Regions from separate parts of the Mus musculus genome. Here all the other regions are linked to region 4. The links are chromatin loops, found by intact Hi-C in ENCODE. Cell type or tissue: heart. All regions are shown on one strand.

Region 1 (5,000 bases), 55 kb after region 4:
AGCTGATGTGGGCATGCTGACCCTGGGAGAGAGCAGGACACACTCGTGTCCTCCTAGCATGCATACAGTACTTCTCACAGGATCAAAAAACATCATGTCAGTTCTTGGAGGCCTCAGGCTCCTAGCTACCTGGTTTTGTGGTCAGATTTCTGCTTCTTATATAATCCCTGAGTATACAGCTGGACTTTTTACTACATTGAAATTTTTACTCAAACCGTAATGTTGGCTTTCTAAAATACTATTCATAGAGTGGTTCAAAAGACATGTCAGTCCAGTCTGTAAAAGCCCTGAAAGGCATTTATATGAACAGTTAGCATTTAAAATTTTATATATTTTTATATATTTTTCCTTTAGTTGACCAAAAAATGGCTGAGCAATTTTTACCCTAGGGTTTTACACTATTACAGTAAGTAGTTAAATATTACGGAGGAGGAAGGAATCTTCTATTTTAAGTAAAAGAACCTTCCCTTCATTTCTGCCCTCTACACCTCTCCCTGCTCTCCCCCTTTCTCCCCTCTCCCCTTCTGTGTTTTTTGGATAAAAGATAAACAAATCTCAGAGAATTTGTGGAAGTCAACCTCAGGTTCGGATGTTTGCCCCGTTTGTTGTGTATTCACTCTTGCTATGGTTTGAACGACATGCATGGCTCTCATAGTTGTTAGGAAACCTTTAACACAGGCACTAGAAATTACAGGAACGTTGGAGGAACCTTCCTCTATGTCTGTGTCCCCTTGACACTTTCCTTTGAAAGGGAACACGGGTCATATCAGAACATTTACGTCATACCGTATATCCCAAAGGTGTCCTGGATTTCAAAGAAACTATTGTTATGAGAGATTCTCGTAGATTTTTTTTTCCTAAAAAGACATAAGCACATACTTTTTTTTTTTTTTAATTTCATTTAGTTCTAGAATTGATTTTAACAGAATTAAGTTTGGAGAGTTTATTTTGTTTGTTTTGGCCATAAGTTTATATCTAGAGAAAATATGACTGCTAATGCTTTTTAAAGATATTTTGATATATTGTATTTGTTTACATATGGAATGTGTTAGATTGTGGAAATCTAACATGTCTTTGTTAGGTTTCTGTTTAAGTTTTTCAAAGTTATTCATTTGACATGGATTTAATGTGTGGCCCAGCAAGTGTGGAGCTCACTGTGTAGCCGGGGAAGCTTCAAGTTCGTCTGCTTCTGCTTCTGGAGTGCTGGGGTGAAAGGCACGTGGGAGTTAAGTTTTCAGAACTGTCTCAAACCTACTGTTGTCCTGGAGGAAACATGAAGAAATGTGTCTCAAATTTCTATTTGGAAAGAGCTACAGTTTCCTTTCTTTACAGAAAACAGAATTAATTGAACAAAAAAGTAAGCTCATTTGAGTTGCGCATTCTCAAACATACAAAATCTGGAATTTCAAAAGTCATTCAAAAGCATGACTTGGGACGATTGGGGGTGGGTGGGTCCACTGTATGCTCCTCCTCCTTTTAAAAACAACAATTGGCTCCTTAGTAAGAAACTTCACAGGATGTTAGCAGCTGTTAGCCAGACCTTTTTCTGGGTCTGTGCTTTGTGAGCATCCAGGTTTTGGACTTGAAGATACCCCAAAAGCTTTCTAATATTTCCAGTATCCCAAAAGCTCTCACTATGGATTGGCCTGCCTCCATGACCGTGGAAGCCGTCACTAATCACTCAGGCAGTCTGGCTGGCAGAGCCCAGATGTGTCTAATTCTGCTCAGCTGCACGGCAAGCTTCCTCTGAGTCCTGTCGTAATTGATAAACCTGCTTTCTGTCTTTGAATAAGAACATTTTCTTCAAAGACCCTCTTAACGGCACAACCCAACCAAAGGGAATCTGGGGGAAACTTTTTTTAGTGACTAAATTTCTAGTAAAAAAGATAAGGGCCACACCCAGCAGAAATAAGAGCAAGGTAGAGCCAGAGGATCCTGGGGTGATGAGTCTACAGGGTCAGAGACCACTGAGAGGGCACAGTTGCTCTAACTTCATCTAAAGGAGTCCAGTCTGCCGGACAGGTCATCCCCCTTGAAGTCGTGCTTAGAAACTGTTTCCCACCTAACTTTTGAGCAGAGACCAAGGTACAGGTCTGAATCGACATTTCAAGCTGGTATCTCAGAAATGGAAATCATGTTGTAAAAACTGTCCGGTCATTGACCTTTCAGCAGCAGTTCAGCACACGAGCCTTGGATAGCATAGTTAGACTTTGAGTGACTTAGAACTAGCAGTTCAAAGGCCAGGGTGCTAACTGTGAAACCTTGGGGTGTGATTGGCAGTTCAGTCTGATATAATTTAGTAAGTTGGCACAATAATAGCCCCTGGGAACTTCTGCCTTTGTATTTCTCTGGGACAGGAGTTAAGAAACCAAACATGAGTAAGGTGTGGTAGTCCACACCTTTCGTCCTCAACACTGTCAAGGCACCAGCCAAGTTCTAGGACAGCCACAGCTACATAGAACCTGTCAGATAGATGGATGGATGGATATATAGATAGATAGATAGATAAAATAAAAATGAAATAAGAAAGGAAAGCAAGCAAACATGAGTTATTTTTGCTGCATGCATTTAGACATGTGTGTGTTGTGAGGTAAAAGTTGCTACTACAGATCTAAACAAACCTAGCTGACGTAACCTGAAGGAGAGCAGGCAACAGTGAGCTTCCTGTGACTGCTGGGTGTAAGTCCTGCCCCGGCTGCTGCTGCACTTCAGTCTCCGACCCTGGACTGACTGGACACCGAGTTGATGGTGTGAGGCGCCAGACAGGTTTTGAGTTCTTGCCCTTGTCACCCCAAGAGAAGTTTCCTGCTAATGCTTTCAGCGACACACCCTTTCCCTAAACAGCGATGGGTTTTCCAGAAACTCTAAAGAGGCTTAACCTTTTCCCCAAATAGAAACACAGTGGGTCTTCCACTTTAATAACAGGTAGTTATCTTAATGGAAAACCTTTTCTTGGATTCAGTTTTTGGCCAACTTTGAGATCGTTTTTGGAGCACATTAGAGCCCACGTGCTCAGATGGAGCTCTTCTGTGTGAAAGATTTGAAAAGGATCCGCCACAAGCTGAGTGAGATTCCTGTTTGAGATCCCAAGCAACGCTGAGTTACACATGTGGTGGCGCTGGAGAAAGTGGTGCGCCAGCTGAGTGGACCCTGCCCAGCTGACCACGGCAGAACACTGTCACCTCAGGGTTTCAGCTCTGACTTTGGTATAACTGTGAAGAATAGTAAAGCAATACTGACTCTCATGATTGGAAAATACGTGAACTTCATAAGAGGAAGAGAACGGTCAGAATGGTCGCCATGATGTTCATGTGCCCTGAGGCACCAAGTGAGATTTTCCTTGCTGATAAGGATTAAAGTTGGTTTCCAGGTCACTGGGGCATTTTATTTAGAAACTATACAGTGGGGTGTATGGTTATGCCTTTAACCCTGGCACTCAGAGACAGAGCATTCCTGTAAATCCGAGGCCAGCCAGGCCTACACAGTGAGCACTGAGTCAGCCAGTGCTATGTATTGAGACCCCATGTTACACACAAAAAAATAAAGAGATTGGAGGGAGCCCAGTCAGTTCCACACTTGGCATGTAACCCTAGGGACCCAAGTTTCCTCCCTAGCACCCACATGAAGAAGCCCTGGGTACTTTGTGCTGGGGACATTGGTGATCTGCAGCCATGCCTGGGAAGCTAGTCTAGTCTCATTGGCAAGCCCAGGTCCCAGTGAGAGGCTACCTCAAAAACCAAGGGGGAGGCTATGCCTAAGGTTGAACTCTGACCTCCATGTGAGGTCACACACTAGCACAAACAGGAACACACAAAGTATACGTGTCAAGTTCAAACAGTTTAGACAGTGTGTTTTTCATGGGGTGTTGACTCTTGCAGGGTAAAGACACTCTCATCTCATCGCGTGTTTTCTTTGATTTCCTTTTCTTTTGTGCTTAGATCTCTTTTACCCACAGACACTCACTGCTAATGTGTTGCTTTATGTGGTATTTTGTGTGTTCTAGATCATGATATCTTGTTTCTTATTTCATTCAGAACCATCTTCTGAGGTCTGTCTGAATTACGCCATTCTTGCTCATTACCTTTGAGTAGTATGTAGTGTTCTCTATATTCGTCCACTTTTCCTCTTGTGTTTAACTCTTCCCACAGTGAAGAGTTCCCTTGCTTGTCTACATCTTTTGCTTCTACTCACAGTATTATATGGGCATCTTTATACTTAATATCCCCTGGATTTGTGTATAAAAAGATATTTCATTAGAGTTGTATGTATATGTATGTGATTGTGTGTGTATTTGTATGTGGGAGTGTGTGTATATGTGATTTATATAAGTGTGTGTGAATGTGAGTGCATTATATAGGTGTGAGTATGCATATATTGTGAGTACACATGTACATGAGTGTGTGTGTACATTTTTGTGTACCTCCAAATATTCATATATCTATCCCAAAGTGCATTTCTTGAATTTTTATTGAATTAATAAATTTTACATATGTACTGAATTGGATGATGAGCTCGTGAATTCCAGCAATATCTGCTCCCTAGTATGACTGAGCAGTCTTTCTTCTGCTTTATCAATCTACCTTGCTTCATATCTAGCTGTGGAAGAACCAGTACATGAATCATGGGCAGCTAGTGCTTCCCCTTCCCATCTCTGGACTTAAGGTGGCTCGGTATTATAGCTGCATTATCTTTTGCTATGGCCTCTTTTTTCTACTTTAAGTATCGCCTTTTTTGTACTTGCATTTTCTCAACCAAATTGGTTGTGGGTGAAGACCATTGATTGCTGTGCTCAGTGTGGACTTGGCGGCCATGAAGTTCCCTGTAAGATCACCCTGCATCTGACCTTTTCGTCTGGGTCTTGCCTTTGTCCTTGGCCTTGTTCCTCACTTCCTTTCTTCATATCAGCGCTGGCATTCTTGAGAGGCAGCCAGGGACAGACTGCCCAAGCCCTGTGGGATCGCTGTCTAATTTGAACTGCCATTGGCTTCCGGTGGCACTTG
Region 2 (5,000 bases), 250 kb after region 4:
GGCTGATACCCCCAACAAGGTTCTCACTCCACCTTAGGCTGAGCACCCTGGTGATTCTACTCAGTACCCAAGGCAGTTAACTGACTTGGGGGATAAGAAATCTTTTATGAACGCCTCCAGCCAGTTCTTACTCCTCAGATGGCATTGGTACTAAGGCTGCGAGTTGCTTAGCTTTCTGTGGACTGGCATTTGAGTTTAGTGAGCTGCCTGTGTGATTTCACCAGAGATCACGTGGCTTTCTGTGATCGTGCACTTGACTTCAGTTGGCTGCCTATGGGACCACACCAAGGCTAGTAATTACTTAGCTGTGTTGGATTTGGACAGACAGTCCTGTTGCTTCAGTGGAGGATCCTGGGATATCTCAGGCACCTGTGGCACAGGCTGAAGAGGTTATTGCCTAAAGCTAAGGTCCCCAGCCGTTGTCCTCACCATGGCCACCCAGGCCCAGTGCTGAGAATTTATTTATGAAGCAGGCTGAGAAGATTTCGATGTGGGGAGTCTTGGAGGTGATTACACATAGCAAACAGGGCTTTCCACTGCATTAACAGCTTCTTGGGAAATACAGAAATGGGTCTGCCCCATTTCTCATGACGAGAATGTCAGGTAACATTCTCCTCATGAGAGGACTTTTTGGGCATTGTCACAGAAGGAAGGCTGAGACCTGCCACAGGCCAAACAAAATAATCTAACCTGGGTGTCTTAATCTCCCTAGCTTAGTGTGTTCATCCCTGGCTTTGTGTATGTTGAGCTGTTACAGTGTTTTCCTGTCAAGTGAACATGAAATATCAGGCCAGATACCCAGCAGAGAGCTGGGCCTTCAATTACCTCGTTGGTGTAAAGCTTCATTCACGAGCACGTGGGTCATAAAACAAAGTGAGACGGTGACTTACCATTCACAGTTGTTTGTCAGCAATCATGATGTCAGAGGGGACCCTGTTGCACAGAGCTGTTGTTCTTGAAGGACACAGGCCCCTTGTGTGGCCTACAATGAGGTGGAAGAAGAGTGCCTGGAAGGAGATTTATGTGCTGTGGCCTCACTGGGGAGGCACAAAGCAATTGATTCACACCAATTCAGGAGCTCCTGTGTTGTCCTTTTCAAGTATGGGCATAATTGAGGCTCTTTTGATATCTAGCCACCACATATTTCTTGAGGACAAGAATGTATGCCTGTGAGGCCTGGATTCTGCTCTGGTAAGGATTCTGGTAAGGATGCTCTGGTCATTGGCTGTAACCTTGTGCTGTACTCTTTGTGGCCATCCAAGCCTACTGGGGAATGCGTATTAATAAAATAAATGTGGTAATGGGGTCCAAGAAGAAGCTCAGTTAGAGACAGCAGAGACAGTGTTTGCTGGACAACCAGCCTAGTCGATTTGAAGGGCTTCAGGCCACCCCATCTTAAAAAGCAAGGTGAACAATAGGTAAGGGATCAGTGACTCCAGTGTCCACTAGAAGGTGAGCTCTGCCTCCCCCCACATGTTTCATATCAGCATGTGCATACGTATGCACCCATACACAGATGAATATGGTCACATACATACACATACATAACTAAATGTAACAGTGGTCATACAAGCTTAATTAGGTCTTGAAAGGAAAGAGTGCTTTGAGAGCCTGTGATGTCAACAGGTCTAGTTTAGCATCAGGAAACAGTTCCCTGAAGAAAACAGTACTGAGCTGAGGTCAGCTAAAAGGGAAGTACAAACAGATTGTTGTGGGATTGTATCTGAAAGGCTACAGCTTACTGATGGCCTCTCAGCAGAACTGTGGGTACCCAGGGGGTGTATAAAACCACAAGTGCTGGAGGCGATCCTGACATTGCTGGAATCTCAACAATGTGCCTAGAGTCTGGAAGGCCACCAATTCTGGACTTTGTCAGTGAGCCATGTCAAGAGGTAGGACACCTAACCTCTTTAGCATTTTAAGCAAGTGTCAGTGAGTGTGTCCTATGTGTGCGCCCTCTGCAGAGAGGCAGGGATAATGCACTGAAGTGGTTTGGCTGTAAAGAAAAGAGATGGTGACCTCTGGAAACTTGGGAAAAACAATCTTTCTATTACCAAGATTGAAAGCAAATTTATGTTCTTATTCAGGAGACAGAAAGATTAATTTCAGGCTCTTGGAGCCTGTATTTGAAGCAACTCATTAAAATAGCACTTTTGGAGCAGGGATGCCAGTCACTGCTCCTGGAGTAGGGGCGGGGCTTGAAGAGCAGTGCTCCCAGCTGGGCTTGTTGAAACACCCTTATTGTTCTAACACTTCCAATTTATCCAAGCTCAGCTCGTGCCACTTCCCTCCTTGGATGTTCACTCCTATAGCACCTGTTTCTCTCCTTGTCTGTGTGCACCGGGTATTGAATGAACCCTTTGCCTTGTTGAGGCCGTGTTTTTATTTTTGGTGAGCTTTTTTGGCAAACCTGGCAGAAAAGATGGTGATGATCAGTTCGTGTGCTGGTGCTGTAGTGTGTTTTATCTTCGGATACAACGGGCCTCTTCTCATTGCATGAGTTAATCTTGCTCCTGTCTCATAAAGCATGTGAAACCATGGATTGAGTTAGTGTATTTGTACAAGATAATCTGTAGGTTTCCTGTGTAAAAATGACTGTCCCCACTCACAGGAACATATTACCTCTCCACCCTTGTGTGTGAGGCCAGGTTGATGACCAAGCAGAAGCCCAATTACAATTATCTGAACAAAAGAACAAATTATGTGGCTGGCCTCTGTCTGCACTGCCCTTTATACCAGTCATATTGTACTCACTTACAATTTACAGTTCCCAAGGCCTTCCATTCCTATTCCACTTTTAGTAACACATAAGAATTTTAAAATATATAGTTTAGTAGCTTATCTTAAAAGCACAAAGCAAAAAAACCAACCACCTTAAAACGAAATTATGGGCCGGACTCACTTAAGATGACACCATTAGAAACTCACTATTAGAGACAACAAAGAAGCCGTTAGCCAACTTCCCTATCATCATGCACTTAAGTGAAGGGCAAACCCCTATTCTCTTTGTAAGTGATTGCCTCCTGCCACTTAGTGCTATAAAGGAGACATTGGTTGTAAAATTCTAATGCTATAAAATAGGCTTGGTACAGGACGGCCTGTGCAGTTCCCTTAGATCTTACTCATGCAATCTTCTGGCTGAGAAGGGAGACTATGCCTCCCGTCAAATGTAGTTCAGGATGTTCTGCCAAAGGCGATGTAACTCCAGACCTGTGTCTAGTCCAGCAAATACAAACCAAAGCGGCCCACAGCAGCTCTTGTGGGTTTTAGAGGACTGTTGATCTGAACGTACAGTGAGTCACGGTGCATCGTGACACACCTTTTCTTCTTAGGTCAGAAGAAGATGTTTCTTCTACCTTCACCCAAATTAGAAAATTCTGGAGCATATTGGGATCTGTCAGAAATCAACCTTATCACAGTTTCCCTGGTAGGAAGAAAACGTCACTCTCACATAGTTTAAAAATAGAGCTTCAGAAATCCCAACAGTTGAGTTGTTTAAATACACTGTAGCATGTGTATTAAATACCAGTGAGAATAACTTTAAGTTGTATATGGATAAACATAGACTAATGTTCAGAAGCCATAAAAGCTAGAGATTTGATTTTCTAAAAGATGTCATGCATGCAATTTCCATTCTTCTACTCCGTTTTCTTACTCTCAGGCGTTTGACCAGATCAGACAGTGTGAGGATTTTACTCTTGAGTCCTCATTTAGTTTTCTACTACAAGGTACGCAGAGTGTGCTGCTCATGTTGAAAGAATGTTTTTGTGAGGTGAGAAGCGTAGCCAAACATTAGGTCACAGCATCTGTTTTAGGAGAGGCAGCATTTGAGATTTTCAAAAGTACTTTTTTTAGTGAAATGTTTTAAAACTATATTAAAGCAAAGCAGTGAGTCCCTCTGAATAGTAATAACCCACACCACCTTGCTCAGGTTTGAGTGGTCGCTGCCTCAGAATAAGGTCACTGCCTCTTTGCTTTTGAGGAATCACGGAACTGTTAAAAAGGCCTTGCAAAATATTTAGTATCACTCTGCTTTTCTGTAATTCTTGAAATTTTATTAAGTGTTCTTAACTGCATTATATTATTTGATACTTAAGTAGATGAGTAGGTATTCTGAATATCTTCTACACTCTTCCTTGGCTTTAAGAGTTTTCATGCTCACCTAGTCTTTAATAAGCCTTGGGGAAAGGGCCAGGCATCCATCGACATGCCTGACATCACAGAGTTGGATCAAGCCCCCAAGCCTGTCAGCATGATCCCTGTTTCTATCTCTGCTTTCCAGGAAACCTGGGGTTTTTCCAGCTATTGACGTTCTCTTGGGTTTTTCCTGAGACAGGGTCAGAGGATTTTCTAAAATATATGGTAAGTGTTTTGTACTTAATCTCAGGAAGACAGACAGCAGAGTTTGGTAGGACCTCACCTTTCATGCTTGAAGTGATAGAAATTGAACTAGAAAGCTCCCAGCCAAAGGCTGTGCTGGCACTGTATAGCTGGGGCCTGCGTATAGAGCTCCGTCTCACGGGTGACTTTCCCATGATGCCCCCAGTGCCAGAGCCACACATGCAGCACCCTCTCTATTTGCTCCGACAGTCCCTGCATTTAAGAAACCTCCTGGGCCAGTGGGATGGCACAGCTGCTGAAGGCATTTGCCACCAAGGCTGACAACGTGAGTTATATGCTCTGGACCCACATGGAAGGAGAGAACAGCCTCCCACAGTTTGCCCTCTGACACACGTCCACATACATGAATTAGCATGCATAGGAAATAAGTACATATAATACAAGTCCTAACAAAAAGGAGGAGTGTTCTCAGGGGAGCTGTACTGGGCACTTTTTCTGAGGTCTGCCTCTGTATGGAGGCTATGCCTGAACACATGAACCAGAGTGGAGCCCTGGGCTCCAAGGCTGCTTTCACTCAGGATACTCAGCAGCACCAGTGTCCACTTTCCCAGCACAGAATGGCTGAAGCATGCCCTCACTGCATGTTAAAAAAATAATCC
Region 3 (5,000 bases), 290 kb after region 4:
CTCAAACCTTTTTTCTGTAATCACCCTTGACAGACCGTTTCTTCTATATGTGAATTGGTTCAAGACCATGAAAGAACTGAGTCTGCCTCGGGGGTCTTATCTTTAAAGAGCTAACTTTAGATGCAATATCTGCTCTGCTCTTAGGGTTTAGGAAAAGGGGGGGGGGGGAGCAACAAAGTAGGGCAGGTGCCAGTCTCAAAACAAAAAGCTCCGTGCTTCAGTGTTGCTGCATGATCAGTGCACAACCAGGAAAGGTCAAACTAGCCCAGGAGGCATCACGGAGTCTTCTTGACATCCAACTGCTTGATCCACCTGACACAAGCAAGTGATGCAGGCACTGCTGGGAAGCTGATCCAAGGCCACGCCTTGAGAGAAGTGGTCCAACTTTAAGGTCCTGTTTCTCCCTGGCTGTCTGTTGCCACTCGTGTGTGTGTGTGTGTGTGTGTGTGTGTGTGTGTGTGTGTGTGTGTGTCCATCTGCAGGTCTCAGTCTTGACAGAGTCCTACCAAATAGGTTTTGTTGAAAGAGCAAGTTAAGTATTTCAGACTCTAGTCTGCAGCTATTGCTCTCTCACTGAGAGGACTATGGCTCATCTCTTAAAGGGAAAAGAAAAAGAGAAACTATCTAGGGCCACATGGCTAAACGTTCTGAAAATATCTGCATGAATTCTGGAAGCACAGCACAAAATCTAGGAAATAAGACTTTGCTGGGGGGAGGGGGGCTAATAAGGACAGAAATAGTTACCCATGTCATTATGTACCAGCAAAACATCACAGAAATGAGCTGGATTGGTCGGAGGCATCTTGCCTGGTTTTTACCCATGAACTTTAAGCATCTTTGCGTTCATTCTTCCTTTCACCTTCAGAGTGTCTGGGAAACACAAGTCAAGGCAGTGAGATGAAAGGAGCAAGCTGACCCTTGCATGTGCAAACATTTTCTTTCTACACATGCCATTCTTGCTGCTACAGAGACTGGTATTTCACTTGCCTGCAAAGCTTCATGGTGTCCAAACATAAACGTGTGTTTTCTTATTTTCCACTTGAAATTTGATTTAGGAGCCCAGCTGACACGGAGAATATTATTGAAGAGCCTGTTAGTTCAGGCTGCCCTGGATTTGAATTCTGGCTCTCCAGCTTGGAAGCTGTGTGATCCTGTGCAAAGGGCCAGGTCTCTCACCAATATTTCCATTTGGAAAAACTGAGCTTCCTCTGCCTTGGGTAAATGTGTTGAGGCTGGGGAGACATGGAAGTGGTGTGCACTCTGTGCCCAGAACACTCTAGCTTAGGGCTCAAGGGACCAAAATCTGTAGACCAAATCAAGCCTCCTTCTTGCTTGTTCAAAGTTTTATTAGGTTAAACAAATAGTGGCCCACTGCTTGTCGTTACAAATAAAGTTTTATCACTCAGCCATACTCATTTGCTTGCATATTATCTGTGGCTGCTTTTGTTGTACACTGACTGTAGTTGTCACCAACAATACATAACAGTCTAATAAAGCTTTAACTACTTGCTCTCTGGCCTTTCTCAGAGAAAGTTTGCCAGCCTCGCCTTAGTGGTAGCTGGTGTTTTGTTTGTTTTATTCGTAGCACTGCCCCTATGCAGTGTGTGTGTGTCCCTGTGTGTGTTTCTGTGTGTATGTGCATGTCTCTGTGTGTGTGTGTCCCTATGTGTGTGTGTGTATGTTCGTGTGTGTGTGTGTGTGTGTGTGTGTGTGTGTGTATGACCAGATAATATAAATACTTAGTTGGGTCATTTCCTCACTATGTAACAGGATAAGCTTTGGTTTTGGGCTTGCCCCCAGATGTGTTTCTAGTGAATTAATGAGGGTTCTATTGGAATGTTTACCTTGAAGCAGTTGCTCGAATGATTTTCCCTCTTTTGAATGAAGAAACCTGTGCTGTACTGTCTGTGACTCACTGATAATTCTGAACATTTACAGCTCACTGGTGATTTCGAGCATCGTAACATGAGGCAAAATTTCCCGTTTGAGGTTTATGTTTCCAGCACTTAATTACATGGAACTTTCCTGAAGTGCGCTATAAATGTGCGGCAGCCAGCTTCTGGCTAATTGGCGCCTGTCTTTTTATGGATCCAGGAAGGACTGATGCTTATCTGAATGCCTTTGATCTCAAAATCTTCTAGAAACAGACAGGCTTAATCCATTTCCAGTTTCCTAGATTTGGGTTTATCAAAACCTCCACCATAGATGTGAGTCATTTCCGTTACTTTTCTTAGTTAAGTCCAGGAAGTAGGATGCGGTGTGAGTGCTGTTTTATCACTGAATGGCATTGTTAACAATAGTGTTAGGTCATAAAAAGAGGCCTCAGAAGTTCTCATCCCACCACCCTTCTCTGTGGATGTTTAATCATTTGAACAGGACTATAGGAGTTTAGGGGAACATGCTTAACCTTGTGAAATATGAAGAACAAAGGCTTTAAGAAAAACCACCAATGATCCACTGACTTCCCTTGGCTGACTTTATACCATGTTTTTTCTGCTGTGCATAGGTCACCTTAAGACAGGAGAAGTACTGTCATCTCTGGGCTAAGAGCACAGGATTTGGCTTTGAATATTATTCCTCCCTTTGAGCAGATGTACAAACAAATTACTTGCTCTCCCAAAGTTCAGTTTTCTCTACTGCATGGTGGGAGTGAGGCCTTTGGTTTATCATAAAGACACATTATGTTACAGCACACAGTGTGCCCGGCAGGTGGTGAGCACTCAACAGGATCTGGGATCCCTCCTGCACCATCTCGCCTGTTGATTTGCACATAGGGGCTGTAGACAGCTGGTAACTATGCATTCACAACTACCTGGCTTTTGAAGTATGATGTTTGACCTTGCTAGGGCATACAAAACTTAAAGGAAATGAAGTCAGGCATAGTGATGATGCCTGTGGTCCGAGCACTCACTGGACTGGAAGATCATAAGGATAAGGGTAGTCTGAGCTTAAAAAAGATTTGCAAAGAAAATAAAGGAAATAATTGATTATAGTAATAATTGATAATTAAGATAATTTGCAGTGACCAGCACTGTTTTGATTAGGGTAATGAAACAAAAGATGGAAAAAGGAAAAAAGAAAATACCTCTTAGCTATCCTACCTGCTGGACTGAGCCCTGCCTTAGTGCTTTCTGCATGTAGCATTGTGTCATCGCTATAGTAGCCCAAGGAGATTTCAGTGCTGTGACAGAGAGGAGAGCTGGGGCTTCCTAGGGATGAGCCGAGCTGTCCCAACTCCTGGAGCAGAGCCCCTAAGTGAGCCCAGGTGCACTGATTCTCAGATGCTTCTCGCTCTGCTGACTTTCACTTTATCCCTCATTCTCTCTTTTCTTTTCTTTAACAGGATCTCACTTTGTCGTCCCAGCTGGCCTTAGACTCACAGAGATCTGCCCATCTCTGTCTCTGGAGTGCTTAGATTAAAGTTATATGTCACTCTGCCCAGTCTGAGATGCCTTTCATCCCACTTACCTTCTGGCACTAACAACTTTCTTGTTTATTGTCAAAACCACTTAATTCTTGTGTACCTCGGTCCCCATTTATGAATTAGCTCTTTGACCTGGTGAAAAGAAAGCCCCAGGGATGTATCATCATGTCAGCTGTGATCTCCAGGGCCTTACAAGTAGAGACAAGCCCTAGAACAGCTCTGGATGGTCCCGGGTGTTGTCATTATGTATCTCCCGTAATTTCAGTGCCACATCCATTTCTCTAATTGTGATCTTCATATAATTTGTGTTTGAAAAGATTAATGTCAATGTGTTTTATTTGAACATCAACTTTAGATAAAAATGGCCTGTTTATTCAGCTGAAACCATTAACATAGTCAAGGAAGATGAGTGGCTTTGCATTAGGGTTGTGGGACAATGTCATTCTCTGGGCCTCTCTGTGTGTTTGCATATGGTGATCTGGATTCTTCATCCAATAAGCCTATTTCACTTAGGTGGCACAACCGCACTAGCTAATTATCCCATTATTGAGGTTTCTGGGAATTCTCTAGGAAGACAGAAATAAGTGATGTTGCCTCTTTCTTGCTTCTGTTGAGAATCCCATTCTTCTCTGTGGCAAGCAGTGTATGCCACCTTGCTTGGTGAATCCCACAGCTCTTAATGACATCACTGCTATCTTCTATATGTTGACTATTCAGCATATTTTCTAAAGAGACTTCTTTGTCCCTATGTAACCAAAGCATTGCAAATATTAAGTTATTAACACACTGAAAAATGCAATCAATCAGATGATTATCATCTAATGTTTTAATGATCACATTTTTAATCCAATTATGCATGTTTGAATCTTTCAAATTTTCTTTAATTAAAACTTGCCTCTTGGCACTGCTATCAGAAAGGAGAAATTGAACAGAATGAGCCAGATATAATTTAGTGTTGAGAGGAAGCTGCAAGGATAACTGCGCTGGGTTGAACTTAATGGCTGACCATGACTTTAAGACCCTCATACAAAATTTCCTAATTGATAAGGAAAATTTAATCATCTTCAAATATACTTCATTTGCATTCAAATAAGGTATTCCTTTTTCCAAACAAACCTCCCCTAACTGATTATTCATATTGTCGTTCAAAATGCTTAAAAAATGAAAGACAGAGTTTGGTGAAATGTAGACTACTTAATACAGTGTGTATTTAATATAAAAGTCATGCATTATTCATTTCTGCAATTTGAATAACTTTGAATTTGGCATCCCTGTTCCTCATCTTTTTCTTTGATGAACAATTAATTATTAAAATATAATATTGTCTGCATACAGCACCCGGGATCCTAGTGAGTGGGGCAGGAGGCTCGTCCCCTCTCGGTCCTTTCACCTAGTATTGCCCAGCAGCTGCTTGTTGTGGCAATGCAGTGCATGGAGGGAGAAATACAGTGTTCCCTGTGTGCTGCTTAACTGGTTGCTGGCTGAAACAGAAGTGCTTCGGACTTAAGTTACTCATTAGGCTAGACGTTGGGGGAAGGATGCACTTTTGAGATCGGTGTGGAACAACACAGTCTCA
Region 4 (5,000 bases):
GCTTAGCCACAGCAGACCTGCTGTGCAAATACACTTAGCACTGGGGTACTGAGCATCCATTGTCTTGAGTGGAGACCCTGAATGTGACAAGCTCTGCAGAAACTGCTGTGGATGACACTTCTGGGGATGCCAGGCTGTTTATAGCTTTAAAAGTGCAAGCTAAAAAGAGGGAAACGAAAAAAAAGAGGCTTGAATGAGTTGTGTGAAGTGTATTCTTTGTCCTGAAACCCAAATCCAAATCCAAAACTGCTTTAAAAGAAAATAAAAATTCTCAGTCTTCAAACTAGGCAGAAACTGAGGGCCCCCATATTCATAGAGACTTCCTGTTCAAAGGAGGTAGAGACTGCAGCCAAGCCAGCTGTCAAGTTCCTATGCTAGGTGACACTGTAGGCTCTCATATAATTGTTATTATACACACACACACACACAGCTTCGTTCTGGATCCAGCTCTCCTGTCCCTGTCTCCTCCATGCTCATGAGGCTGTCTAGCTCCTGTTAGGGTAGATGGGGATTGGCTCTTCCCAGTTTGAGGGATACTCAGTGTGGGGTTAAAAGTCTTCCCTGATTTCAGCTCAAACAATGGGACTGTGGCCTGTGTCTTTACCTTTGGCTGGAACACAGATGGCAGAAACCTTGTCCTCAGAATGATTCATGACAAAGGGCTGACAGGGAAAAAAGTCTTCTAGGTACAGAGTAGAGTCAGAAACTATCTCCTTCCTTCACAGGGACTGTATTTGGCCACAGGTGGCCATTGTAACCCCCGCTGGAGCTGCAATCCTGTCTTCTGCTGTCAGTCTCGTGAGGTTCTATACCATGACATAGGTGCAGGGAAAGTTAGTTGCTCTCCTGAACTCCTGATGATTCTTTGGTCTTGACCTCAGATTTCTGTGTTGGCAAATTTCACCTTCAGTGAGTCAGAACTTGTTACCGTTTCAAGTTAAAAGTCGAGTTACACCTTAGAATATACAATGTGCTTTTTATGGTTTCTCGTGGAAAATACATTGTATCCTTCCATGACTGGAATGTTATTTCAGACTAAAACTTTTGGTAAAGATGAAGTCATTCCTATACTGAACGTGGACTATAAAGACCTCATCTCCCCTAAAATAGTTGCAGTATACAATGTTCTTGCTTGTTTCTGAGTCAGTTTAATGTCTAAGAAATAATGTGCATATATGTATATATTTTTATACACATTTCTTTAGGATACTCTATGTGTTAGGTACCCTGAAATACAGTGAGTTCATTTTTAATCTTTGCTATTAACTGAAGTCCCTGGGAGAGGAGAGGAAGCCCCAGCTGTATTAAAATTCATGTAAAGATCACTGGATAGACAGTTGTAATTGTTGAGAGTTAGAACACTTAAGATTCAAATTCTACCTTTAGGGCCCTGAGTGGCTACTCCTGACCCCACTGGCTTATAACTCTTGTGCGAAACCTTTGTAGCTGCACTCACAGATCCCCAGGTCCTATGGGTCCTAAAGCTAAGAATGTCATCATATTGTGTCCTTCCCACATTTTCATAGTCTGCTGTGCCCTGCCTACCTGATGCCCTACCAGAGTACTTGACGAAGTACCTCTCTCATGGCTTCCTTTTGTTCCTTTACTATAAGAACTTCAGTGAACTTGTTAAAACATGTTATGGGGTGTGACCTGCTTGGCTCTGTTTTTGGACCACAGGCACTCACATTCTACTCCAGAAGAAACTCTTACTGCCCTTTTGAAATAAGAGGTGTTTTCCATTGACAGTACAACCAATTTTACAAAGACACAGACGATGCAGTCATTCACATCTTATAGGTAACAAAACACAATTGGTCTCCTGACAGGCAGGTCCTTTAGCGTGAGAATCGAAGGAAACCTGCCTGATTCCACTGCGGGCCCCTGCCTTACTTACGAGTGAAACAATGGTTCAACTAGCATTGTGCAGGTTCTGGCTCAGGGAACATGCTGGATGTTCTGCAGTCAGAACAGGCCATTTCCTCTCTTAGTGGGAAACTCTTCAAGTGTTCCTCTCAAAACAGAACGCCCAGGATTATTTTTGCAGACTTCTGTGGAGTCATTTTTGGACAACACCCTGGAACAGGAAACCACAGTTGCTCCTAAATTTGCACAAGATGGAAATAGATAACATTCTTGAGCAACCACAGCCACACTTTGTGCCTTCAGGTTCATGGAGTGGCAGATGGCTTGTGTAATGATTTTCATACCTGAACAATTCACAGGATCCTCTGGTGTGGGGGATTTCATAAATTCAGAGGGCTTGTTTTAGGAACTGGAAGTGCAGGGAAAGTGTGGAGAGTGGAGGAGAGAGATGTTCTATGAGTCAGGCTTTGGGGAGGTGTTCTTGGGAGATGGATTGCAAGCAAAACCGTCGAGCAGTGCAGATGATGCAAGCTGTGTGCAGTGGTCCCCAAGGCTGAGTTCCGCCTGTGACATTGCAGAGCATGTGATACACTTAATATAAGAGAGGATGTTGCAAAGCAACTAAGTAACATCACAAAGTAGCTGCTTTCTGACATGTTCCTTTACCGGGGTGAGAATCCAAAACTGATCATGGGAGAGATCCTAGGCACACATGCCTTTCCCCGGCAAGGATGCAAGACTTGGATTCCTAACTTGTTCACCCCGGACGCTATCCCTGAATGATTTTAAGTCTATTTCTGCTGATTTATCAAAGCTGAGTTGGTTAAAGCAAACTTGGATTTTCACTGATACTTTGATTTTCATGATTAATCAGCTAAATTTTGCTTATGTATATAGCATATGCAGGTTTGCTATATTTTTATGTATGTGCGAGTGTGCATGTGTGGAAGCCAGAGATTGAGTTCAAATGTTTTCCTTCATTCTTCTCCACCTTACTATTTGGGGTTTCAGAGTCTCTCGTCTGGCCAGTGAGCTCCAGAGACCCGCCTGTCTCCGCTTCTCCAGTCTCCTGTTCTGAGAAGCATCAGTGGATCAGGTTTTTCATCCGGATGCTAGGGATGCCAAGCGAGGTCCCCATGCTCATACTCCAGACTCTTCGCCCACTGGCCTTTATCCCTGGCCCCATGATTGATTCTTAATTATTATAAATTACAATACTTCCCACTGGCCTTATTCCCTACCTGTTAGCCAGTCGCAGGCCCCTAACTGAAAGCAGGAGCCCCCTTTATCTCCACGTGTCTGGCAGCCCCTTCGTCCAGTCAGCATTTTGGGCACATGCATTGTGAGACACTGTAGAAGGTGTTCTTGCTCACACGCCATCTACATTTGTTGGTAAGCATGTTCTGTGTTTGAAACCTCTTGGGCCTGTTGAAGCTCTGTCTGTTCTCGGTGGTTTGTCTCTTTGCTGAGAACAGCCTAGACCTTTGTTAGCTGTGATGCTTTGCCTAAACTTTGCCTCCATGGCTGTGTATGCTACTGCTCATGGAAGACACATTTAAGCCTGACAGGAAGGAAAGCTCCACCTTAGGGAAATCTTAGGGATCAATTTTTGCAAAGCACGTCTTTGAAACCTGATCCACTGAGAGGCAGGACTCAGTTTTGTGCCCCCATGTCATGCCATCTGCAGACAGGTTTCTCTTTCTTTTCTTTTCTTTTCTTTTCTTTTCTTTTCTTTTCTTTCCTTTCCTTTCCTTTCCTTTCCTTTCCTTTCCTTTCCTTTCCTTGGGGAGGGGGGGTCGAGACAGGGTTTCTCTGTATAGCCCTAGCTGTCCTGGAACTCACTCTGTAGACCAGGCTGGCCTCAAACTCAGAAATCTGCCTGCCTCTGCCTCCCAAGTGCTGGGATTAAAGGTGTGCGCCACCACCACCCAGCTGCAGACAGGTTTCTTAAGAGTCTGGGTACCCATCAGTTACTTGACAGGTTAGTTCTCAGTGTGTTCCAGAACCTGCCATCATTTTCTGCTCACCTGTGGCAGGATGTCACCTGGGGATTGACCACCTCTCCCATGGTACTGAGACAGAGTTCACAAACATCACACTGTCAGCCAGCTGGACCATGCTAAGAAGATGGTCTAGGTTGGTGAGAAGAGAGGAAGGAAGCTGGCCGGCCTCTTGGAAAGTTGAGGACTCCAGCTCGGATGGCATTTACACAGCTTTTTTGTCTTTAAAAGTTTCTAGAGGGCTGGAAGAGATGGCTATGGGATTAAGAGTTCATACTGCTGTTCAACAAGCCCTGAGTTTGATTCCCAGCACCCATGCAGTCAGCTAATAACTGCCAATAACGCCAGCTCCAGGGGACCTGGCTTCTCCGGCCCTCACAGGTACCTGCCTTCAAGGACTCCTTTCCTACCCACCCATCCCCCAACCACATACATTCATAATTAAAAGATAAAGTAAATTCCCATTTTTTTCACTTCTGTGGGCTGAGGGTAATGAATAGTTCTTTAAAAAAAAACAAACCAAAGCTTCTATTTGGAAAAACATGAAGGCAAAATATCTAACTGCTTTTAGCAAAGAGGTAGGGATACAAAATACCCAGCAAATACCAGAAAATACGCAGCATCCACTGCTCATGTAATAAACTGGCTGGCAGGGCAACCTGAAATATCCAGCATGCACAGCCCATGTTATTAATTGCCTGGCAGAGGCAAAGGTTGTTTGATCAATACGAACTTGTTCATGTTTCTAGATCTTATATTTTTTTACTTACATAGAAGGAGAAACAGTTTATTTCCAAAGTGCAGCAAAGTTTAAAATTCCTGTGACTTGGCAACAGAAAATGTGCGATCATTACACTGTTTTGGATGGGTTTGCTTGTTTGTTTGTTTTGTTTTTTAATTCCAACTAATCTGACTTGGTGCCTGGCGTGGCTGGTAGTATGCTTTGCCTTAGGTAGCATCATTTGAAAGCACAAAGTTAGAAGTTACGACTTAAAAAGTAGTATTGAGATTGGCATTTTTAAATTGAACCAAGCCTGGCGTGGTGGCGCATACCTTTGATCCAGCACTTGGGAGGCAGAGGCAGGCGGATTTCTGAGTTCAAGGCCAGCCTGGTCTACAAAGTGAGTTCCAGGA

Evidence for each region. Peaks named below come from ENCODE experiments on the same cell type or tissue, not always from the same donor. Only the 100,000 strongest peaks of a DNase experiment are listed, where the experiment ranks them.
Region 1: it touches region 4 in a loop (7-fold over the local background); 3 of 42 quality-filtered maps call a loop at or near these places.
Region 2: it touches region 4 in a loop (3-fold over the local background); 2 of 42 quality-filtered maps call a loop at or near these places.
Region 3: a loop joins it to region 4, with 5 times the contacts of the local background. A loop is called at or near these places in 2 of 42 quality-filtered maps.

Annotation. Positions count from the first base shown.
Region 1 is chr14:11,863,865-11,868,864 of GRCm38, forward strand. The region is part of intron 2 of Ptprg (protein tyrosine phosphatase, receptor type, G); the gene reads left to right. Among named protein-coding and RNA genes, the nearest start is that of Gm52128, 290 kb to the left of the region's middle. In heart, a CTCF peak has its summit at 3,118; DNase peaks (open chromatin) are centred at 2,757 and 4,957.
Region 2 is chr14:12,056,184-12,061,183 of GRCm38, forward strand. All of the region lies in intron 5 of Ptprg (protein tyrosine phosphatase, receptor type, G), which reads left to right. Among named protein-coding and RNA genes, the nearest start is that of 3830406C13Rik, 230 kb to the right of the region's middle. In heart, a CTCF peak has its summit at 1,967; DNase peaks (open chromatin) are centred at 1,878 and 3,168.
Region 3 is chr14:12,097,964-12,102,963 of GRCm38, forward strand. The region is part of intron 6 of Ptprg (protein tyrosine phosphatase, receptor type, G); the gene reads left to right. Among named protein-coding and RNA genes, the nearest start is that of 3830406C13Rik, 180 kb to the right of the region's middle. In heart, no CTCF peak of the experiment used is centred here; a DNase peak (open chromatin) is centred at 2,128.
Region 4 is chr14:11,809,299-11,814,298 of GRCm38, forward strand. The region is part of intron 2 of Ptprg (protein tyrosine phosphatase, receptor type, G); the gene reads left to right. Among named protein-coding and RNA genes, the nearest start is that of Gm52128, 240 kb to the left of the region's middle. In heart, no CTCF peak of the experiment used is centred here; DNase peaks (open chromatin) are centred at 2,003 and 2,413.